Linked DNA regions of Homo sapiens: region 1 is linked to region 2. A link is an interaction called in ENCODE POLR2A ChIA-PET data of the cell type or tissue named here. Cell type or tissue: endothelial cell of umbilical vein. All regions are shown on one strand. Links, peaks and the distances in the headings refer to the core of each region. The heading gives the core; the rest is flanking DNA. Region 1 overlaps PCCA (propionyl-CoA carboxylase subunit alpha). Region 2 overlaps PCCA (propionyl-CoA carboxylase subunit alpha).

Evidence for each region. ChIA-PET counts read pairs that join two places held together with the same protein. Peaks named below come from ENCODE experiments on the same cell type or tissue, not always from the same donor. Only the 100,000 strongest peaks of a DNase experiment are listed, where the experiment ranks them.
Region 1: POLR2A ChIA-PET joins it to region 2 with 7 read pairs; 4 of 35 experiments call an interaction of 5 or more read pairs at or near these places.

What each region holds. Positions count from the first base shown.
Region 1 is chr13:100,436,412-100,440,819 of GRCh38, reverse strand. The region is part of intron 20 of PCCA (propionyl-CoA carboxylase subunit alpha); the gene reads right to left. Among named protein-coding and RNA genes, the nearest start is that of PCCA-AS1, 42 kb to the left of the region's middle. In endothelial cell of umbilical vein, for the core only: no CTCF peak of the experiment used is centred there; a DNase peak (open chromatin) is centred at 1,819.
Region 2 is chr13:100,304,627-100,309,034 of GRCh38, reverse strand. PCCA (propionyl-CoA carboxylase subunit alpha) reads right to left here. Exons shown (of 24, transcript NM_000282.4): 15 at 1,775-1,843. Among named protein-coding and RNA genes, the nearest start is that of PCCA-AS1, 170 kb to the left of the region's middle. In endothelial cell of umbilical vein, for the core only: no CTCF peak of the experiment used is centred there; no DNase peak of the experiment used is centred there.

The DNA of each region.
Region 1 (4,408 bases), core at 249-4,248, 130 kb before region 2:
GAAAAATACCAACCTCTACTTATTCTAAGTTATATATTTATATATCCTATATATCCTGAGAGTGTCATGTCACATGCAATGATTCTAGAGAAATCACATGTGTAAAGTACAAAATAATAATGACTTCAAACAGATGGGGGTGGGGGGAACATTTTTAAAACCTGTAAAACACTTTAGGACTGAAAACATAAGACAATTACTTCCCAATTCATTTGTGTACCAGCAAAGTACAGGCAAAAATGTATGCCGCTTTATTTTTCTAATTAAAATATTAATTTTACTATCTATAAACAGTTATTAGGATTAAAACTAAAGTTTATTCTTGGAGGGTGTGGGAGCTATTTTAATCTAAAAAAAACTGAAAAGAAAATAACATTTTTAACTTCCTCTCAAGTAGATATGAAAATCAACAATTTATTTTCTTCAAAACTGAAATTTAAGGTTACAATTTTAAAATTGATTCAAATTCTGTGTGGACAACCATTTGTATATATACTACAGATAGTTTCACAATCTGCAAACAGAATAACATCTCGTCCATCATATTCATGTGCTTGTGTAATATTTTATATTACATAGGCCCACTGGGCATTTTAAGTTATCACGTTTTATATATATATATATATATATATATATATATATATATATATATATATATATATAATTTAATACTCTAGTCATTTCACAACTAATCCATTTAATCTGGTATTCTTCAGTAAATAACATGAGATTCATGTGACACTATTCCAAATTTGTCTGCTTTAACATAGAAAATTAGTTCCACTTAGCTGAATATCAAAGACCTATTCAATATAGAATGCAGTGGTGCTACAATCAGCTCTGCACTGTTATTTATAATAAATTTATCTTCTTTTGAAAATATTTGAGCAAGAATATGAGAAATAGAAAGAAAAAAGTCTTCAAAGGTACAGCATGAATAGCTTCACATCACACAAATGCAGAAATTGTTAGACCTTAGCAGGATCTCAAGATATTTTCAAAAGTATTTAGCTACTCCTCAGGCCTGAAGGCAACCTGCTGTGAGCAGGTGGATAGAAGAAATCACGCCATACAAAGAAACAGGCCAACAGCAGTTAGTCGGCTCTGCTTGCAAATGTTCAAACAACGTGACTATGCACGATGAAAATCTAGTATGTAAAACGCTAACGACAAACAATACATTAAATCCCGGTACACAAACTACACTGTAAGAAATAGAGAACAGCAAAATTGAAGAACTTCTTTCAAGGTCAAAAAAATTACTTCACAGGAATATAGACATAGTAAAAAAATAAAATAAAATAAAAAACTTCTATTCATCCAGCAGGTTCCACACTACAAAGGTTCTGGGGTTTGTGAGGAAAACAGAGAGTGAGCTCACCATGGCCAGGACACAGCGAATCTTCTGTTTGTTTCATCACTTTAATTATATGCCACAGGCAGGAAATCATTCCACGTTTTAAAAATGGTTGTAATTTTTTAAATCTTCTAATGGGAAATTTAAAAAGTTTGTCAGCTAGATGATAAATTCATCTTCTGTTTAAAAATAAATTCAACTCATCTATTCCAAATTTTAAGAGATAAAAACCAAAACTGTGGTTGACATTAAGGGGGAATACTTTAAAAACCATTATGTAGAGTTTTCTCTATCTGTAAACACTCTCTGGTTTACAAAAAATTTTGCCTGTGAGTGGTCTAACCCAGTAACCACTAGCTACACGTAGCTACTGAGAACTTGAAATATGACTGGTGTGACTGAGGAGTTAAATTTTCAATTGTATTTAATGTTAATTTTAAAACTGAAGCAGTGTAATTTTCTGTTAAACCCAACTCCATTGTTTTGGTAGGACTACATTCCACTCTGACCGTTCCATTGTTTAAGATACTGTTGTATTAATGCCAATGTCTATGTTGTTTCTGGTATCACATTAGTAATTTTTAAAAGTCTTTCATGTTGAAATGACAACATTTGGGGTATTATTCTGTGAAAGGGCCATAAATGCAAAGCAGCCCCCAAATGCGGAGGGAGCCAAGAAACCAAAGAATAAGGCAAAGAAACTCAATTTGTTGGTAAAGGGTGTTTTCTTGGGGGAACTTACAGACAGAAGCGTGATCTCGGATGGCTGCAAGACAGGTATAACCCACTCTGTTACTGGCCAGACCCAGAGCTTATATGCCACAGGGAAAGGGTGTACGTGCTCTACAGAGGCAATTAAAGGCATCCTCCAGAACAGGTGGGAATGCTATGTGCGTCACTGCCTATAATTTGTGTGGTAAGATCAAGGCTGCTTTGTTCTTACACTAAAAACAGTAAATAAAATCAGAATCAGGAGGCATTCACGAGACTGGGGCTAATGAGAAATCAACATGGCTTTGCTGGGAGTGGTGGCTCAGGCCTATAATCCCAGCACTTTGGGAAGCAGAGGCGGGATGATCACTGGAGTCCAGGAGTTCTGGGCAACATAGTGTGCCCTCATCTCTACAAAAAATCAACAAAATTAATTGCATGTGGTGGCACAGGCCTGCAGTCCCACCTACTCAGAAGGCAGAGGCAGGAGGATCAGTTGAGTCTGGGAGGTTGAGGCTGCAGTGAGCCATACTGCACCACTGCACTCTAGCCTGGGCAACAGAGCAAGACCCTATCATTAAAAAAAAAGTAAAATAAAAAATAAATTACATTAAAACAACAAGGTTTGCCTTCAAGAAAAAAAAAACAACATGGTGCATTAGCAATTAAGATGGAATCACTTTTGTCTCCACAGGTACACTGGTTTAAATAAAATGTATTAGTAAAATTAATTCCACTTGTTTCATCTTTTTTAATATGACTACTAAGAAATTTTAAATGACAGTTGGGAACAATGGCTCACACCTGTAATTGCAGCACTTTGGGAGGCTGAGGCGGGCAGATAACTTGAAGTCGGGAGTTCAAGACCAGCCTGGCCAACATGGTAAAACCCCCTCTCTACTAAAAATACAAAAAATTAGCTGGGCATGGTGGCAGGTGCCTGTAGTCCCAGCTACTTGGGAGGCTGGGGCAGAAGAATTGCTTGAGTCTGGGAGGCGGAGGTTGCAGTGAACTGAGATTGTGCCACTGAACTCCAGCCTGGGCAACGGACTCCGTCTCAAACACAAAACAAAACAAAGAGCTAATTAATTAAAACAAAGAAATTTTAAATATGGCTTGTGTTAGCCTTCTATTAGATAAGGCTATTTAATAAACGTCATTACCAACTGACTACTTCGGCAATGAAAACAGAAACACTGGTAAAAAAAAAAACAAATAAACAAATAAATATAAAATAGTTATTTCATTTTCCTTAAATGATGATATTTGAAGAAAAGTTGGCTAAATTATTAGAGAAATTAATAGAAAAAGACTTTAAAATTCTGAAGAGAACTTTTAATTATTTTCAAGAGTTCTCAATGTTTATGCCCCTGGTTCTTTATCATTTCAAAATATGTGATTTCCTCCTCCCTTAGGTAATATATCACTAGCTCCATATTCAAAGTTATCCACAATGATTAGACTTTTTCCGAGAGTATGATTTTCTTGAAGTCAGAAAGGCAGCGTACTTAAAGCAGGTGCGGGTGGTTCTGTGGGAGTAAGAGCTGATATGACCTCACCCAGCAACGGACAGTGAGAAAGCCTAGGGCATGCACAAGCCTTTGAGAAAGAGAAAACCAGGAATAGCAGGAGGCAGACCCTTTCCTACACCTATTGATACTATCAATAGCTATCTACACTTGTCAATAGGTGATACTGTGGGCCTAAAACAGCCGAGGTGCTACCCAGAGCAAACAGAGGCCAACAGGAAAGAACCATGCTTGGTGAGCAAAGCGCCTCTGTGGGCAAGTCCTTGGGAGCCCTCTTGTTTCTTTTTGCTCTCACAGAAACCATGGTTATTCTGTATCAAGAGAGGTCCACCAGCCACACTAATGGAGTATGGATTTCGCAAATGTTGGGAGGTCAGGAACTAAAAAGAATCAGCAAAACATTCTATAATGTAAGATGACTGTCCACTTACCCATTCACCCACCCACACCTATTCATCCAATTATTGAGCATTTATATGCGCCGAGAAGTCAGCAGGGCAGTGGGAATTAAAAGTCAAATCCAAAAGGAAACAGGTGATTTAGATCAATTAAAAGAGGTTAATAACCTATGAAATTTATTATTCTAATGATAGCACTGAGGCAGGAGAATAGGGTCTGGAGGCAGGGAACCCAAGGCTGTTTCACGCCAACTTCCTAGAACTAAATTGAAAGGAAAATCCTAGCTTTCCACACCTAAGTAATAAAAGGACCAGGGGCTACTCCCTTTGCAAACCACCCACCTTTTCTGTGTGGCAGATGGGAAATCGGACAGTCAATTTCCCATCCAATAACAAATCAGAAAATCAGATTG
Region 2 (4,408 bases), core at 190-4,189:
ATCATTTGCAGTTTTACATATAATATACACAGAAGCAAATGGTACTTTTTCAGAAATCAAAAAAACAGAAAAGTCTTACTATTCTACATGATTTAGTGCCTACTTATATGTATCTCTATAATTTGGCAATGAAATAAGACCTTAACTATTCATTAAAGATTTTTCTGGCAGTTATATTAGCCAATCTATAGATTGTGATTATTTTAGTAGGTTTTACTAGCTCTTCAATATCAAGCAAATTTGAAAATTAATTTGTAGGCCATTTTTCTGAAGAGAAAAACATTCATCTAAAAATGGAATATTTAAAAATCAACGTATAATATTTTTACATAGTTTTATTTTTAAATTAAATGGTGGTTCTCTAATAAACAAAAGACCTAAATTTTATTTTAATACTACTAATAACTTAGGCCAACCACGGTGGCTCACGTTTGTAATCCCAGCACTTTGAGAGGCCGAGGCGGGTGGATTGCTTGAGCTCAGGTATTCGAGATCAGCCTGGGTAACATGAGGAAGCCCCATTTCTACAAAAGATATAAAAAAATAGCCCTGCATGGTAGTACACACCTGTAGTCCCAGCTACTTGGGTGGCTAAGGCAGGTGGATCGCTTGAGCCTGGGAGGTCAAGGCTGCACTGAGCCAAGATCATGATACTGCACTCCAGCCTGGGTGAAAAAGGGAGACCCTATCCCAAAAAAAAGCACTAAAACCCTAACTGAAGAAAGACAGATAAAAAAGTGTTTGTTTACTGCAACTATAACATTAAAAAGGACACTTGGGGAAAAGCCATCTTGAGAAACAAGGCTTGAAAAACAAATCATTCCTCAATACAGATGTATCATTTCAGAGAACACAGAATTTTCAAAATAAAATCCACAATCTGGCCGGCCATTGTGGCTCACGCCTGTAATCCCAGAACTTTGGGAGGCCGAGGCGGGCGGATCACGAGGTCAGGAGATGGAGACCATCCTGGCTAACAAGGTGAAACCCCATCTCTACTAAAAACAAAAAAAATTAGCTGGGCTTGGTGGCACGAGCCACCCAGCTACTCAGGAGGCTGAGGCAGGAGAATCGCTTGAACCTGGGAGGCGGAGGTTGCAGTGAGCCAAGATCGTGCCACTGCACTCCAGGCTGGCGGACAGAGCGAGACTCCATCTCAAAAAAATAATAATAAAATAAAAATAAAATCCACAATCTTAATTATTACAGCATTTTACACTTTATACGGTTTTAAGGGTTTAAAGATCCAAAAATTCAATTCATTTATTCTGGAAAGTCAAACTTCAAAAAGACAGGTGGGCAAAACAAATCTTATACTCTTACATCACATCTACTTAAATAATTGGTAATTTGTAAAAACTGAAGAGAAAAGATCAAAAAGTACTCTAACAAACACTGCCTATCAGCCCAACTCTTGCCATTCATTCATACTTCCATCTCAGGTAATTTCTGCCAATGGCCAAAAAAAACCTTAATTCCTTCTCATGGCAATGAGTTAGGCTGGCACCACTGGTTAGATGTTTATTATTATTATTGTTCATGCATGTGTGTGATGGTGTGGCATGATTTAGTTGGGGAGGAGGAGTACTACAAACTAACATAACGCTGAATTTTCTCTCAAGAGAAAAAACCTGCTCTGCTTTCACATTTACATCAGTGCATAATTAGTTGTTTAATTATAGCTTATGATTCAGATAAAGGCCCAGTTTCAGACTCTTTAAATATCATTGATTTTTCGAAGAAATCAAATAATCCATTGAGAAATTAAACTAACTTTTGAAATCATAGGATCATAATAAATGCTAATATCACTTCCTGGTTGGATGCCACTGTCCACTCGGACCTGGGAGAAAAAAAGAAAAAAAGAAAAGTAATTCATATTGTGTAGATATTTTTTTGTAACCACCAATTTCATTTCCATGGAGAAAATGGATAGAGAATTTCAATCTCAAATAACATTTCAACTTCTGGAAAATAGGAAAACAATCTAAAATCTTGATCCGTTAATATGTAATGCAACACATTTTTTGTTCTGCCACTGAATGACGAAACTAAAAAACAGCAAAAATAAAAAATAAAAAATGAAGACTTCCTACATCACTATGCCAGGATGCTGTGGCTCTCTGATGGTGTCTTCCAGCTGAAGCATGGCATGGACGATGCCCTTGCTAACTGCACTCCCTGCCAGACCCTTCTGAGCCCACCAGTGAGGCCCCTCGTCAAGCCTGGTCCTCAGCTCCATAGGAATGTGGGCCTGGGCCTTTCATGTCTGTAACACTTTCCTTTTCTGCCTCACCCTCTCAACTGTAAAACACTATTTTTCTGTTACTGTTGCTCCCCTGAGGCTTTCATGTTTACACAGCTTTTCCTATGGCTTTGCTTTGTAAAGCCCCAATTAGAGTTCTGATTTTGTGATTTTCTTGGGGTGGGGGGTAGGGGGATAGCACAAGTTCAAAATATTCTTTTGAAGAGGCTGATTGCTGTTAACCAGCCAACGAGTGAGTTAGTACATCACTGATTCTTGTTTTCATTTCCCAGTTTGATACCAGCAGCAAGGCACGGAGGTTAGCCATGCAAAACTTTAAAAATGAGCAGTTACTGAGGACAGAACATTTATTAAATTATTAGAAAGAAGTTTTGGAATCTGAAGTATTTAAAAGCTAATCAAAATACTTCAGACTGTCAGGCACATCCTAGGGGTCTTGAGGATGGAGGAACTGAATCAAAGCTGCTGGAACAGCAGGACTTTGATGCCCAACATTGTAAAGGGGTGGGAAGAGAAGAGCGGAAGCTCACGTAGCCTTCCACCTGTGGGAAGAAGCCTTCCTAATAAACAGCAGCTCATCTGTCTGCAGCAAGGCAGAAAAAGGTCAACACAGCGGCTGTTAGGCCTTTAATATTTTAATTTAGGCAATTATCAAGGGACCACATGTAGAACCTCTTGTCTAGGATATCCACATGAGGGTATAATGATGGCTTTATTATACGGTGACATCAGAAGACAAGCGATAGTTTCATTTTCTTAAAATTCACACTACTATTATTCTCTTTGTAAGGTTGTAAAAGGAACACTATAACATACCTGAAGGGCTTTTATTTCTGTATTTGCAAGCACAAACAAAAATATAGATATCTGTATTCGTATTCACATTCATATACAAAAATCTTAATTATAAACAAAAATCATTCAGCACACTTACGAAATATACTTGGCTTTCTATTTTCTGAAAACATATTTCAGGACATAAACTGATGTTCTATGAAATTCACAGTGTTGACAAAAACTAGAAAAAAATTAATGGAGCAGCTTTAAAAGCAATAAAATCACAATCTACCTTTTCCCCACATTAAAGAGCCCCAAAATGGCAACTAGTAAACGGGTTACATAACAGAAAATATATCTGTGAGTTTTCATTTTCTTAATTTTAGTACTAAAAAGTGAAAGAGCTAATTTGACCACTATGTCATCTTTAAAACCACAGCATGCTTGCTAATGCTGTGTTTACAAACGAGACTGATACAAGTTCTAAAACTTCTGACTTTAACTACATCCTATCATTTGCTACATAAACTGCTACAAAGCTAGGAAGAACTTAGATGTTCAACCCACAAATAAAATAACATAGACAATAAAGAATATTTATTATGTTCTTCTACAGTTCCTTACTTAAAACTTCAGTTGCCTTGAATAATATCATCCTATAAGGTGTTACCTACAGATCTTAATTAAATATAACTGTCTTTGTTATTTACTAATATTATGATCACAGAAGTTATGTCATCTTAACTTTAAAATACATACGATAAAATCAAGATATATATAAACACGTATCTTTGTATAAGCAAATCAGTATTCCCAATTAAAAACTGTACCACAGTATGAAAACTCTGCTTTATAATTTACTATTTATGCTGCTTTTTCCAAGTAATAATCAGCTATATTTTTATTTCTTAACAACCAATCTGAAGTCAGATCAAGTCTCCATTCCTTCAATGAAAGGCTATACAAATTTGCACTAAAAACTTTAAGAAAAAATTCAAATGAAATCAGAACCAAATTTCTGAGCAGAACAAAACTGTGGTCTGAAAATAACAAATTTACAAAACATGATGATCAAAAATAAAAAAGGAAATCTTCACCTCTGCCATATTAATAAATCTCAGGCTTAATGAAGCATGTGAAAAGTACAAACCATAAGTTAACTCTTAAGTATGCATTCTTGTGACCAAAAAAGGTAAGAGCCAAAAATTGTTTTCTAAGGTAAACTGACTGCTCTAGTTTTAATAAGACAAGGAAGAAAAACAAACAATAACAACCACAACAAAACACCCAAGCACCTCTGTACGAGATTCTCAAACCACTGCTCAGAAACCTCTAGCATAATTAAAATTTCTGTCTTCAGTACCA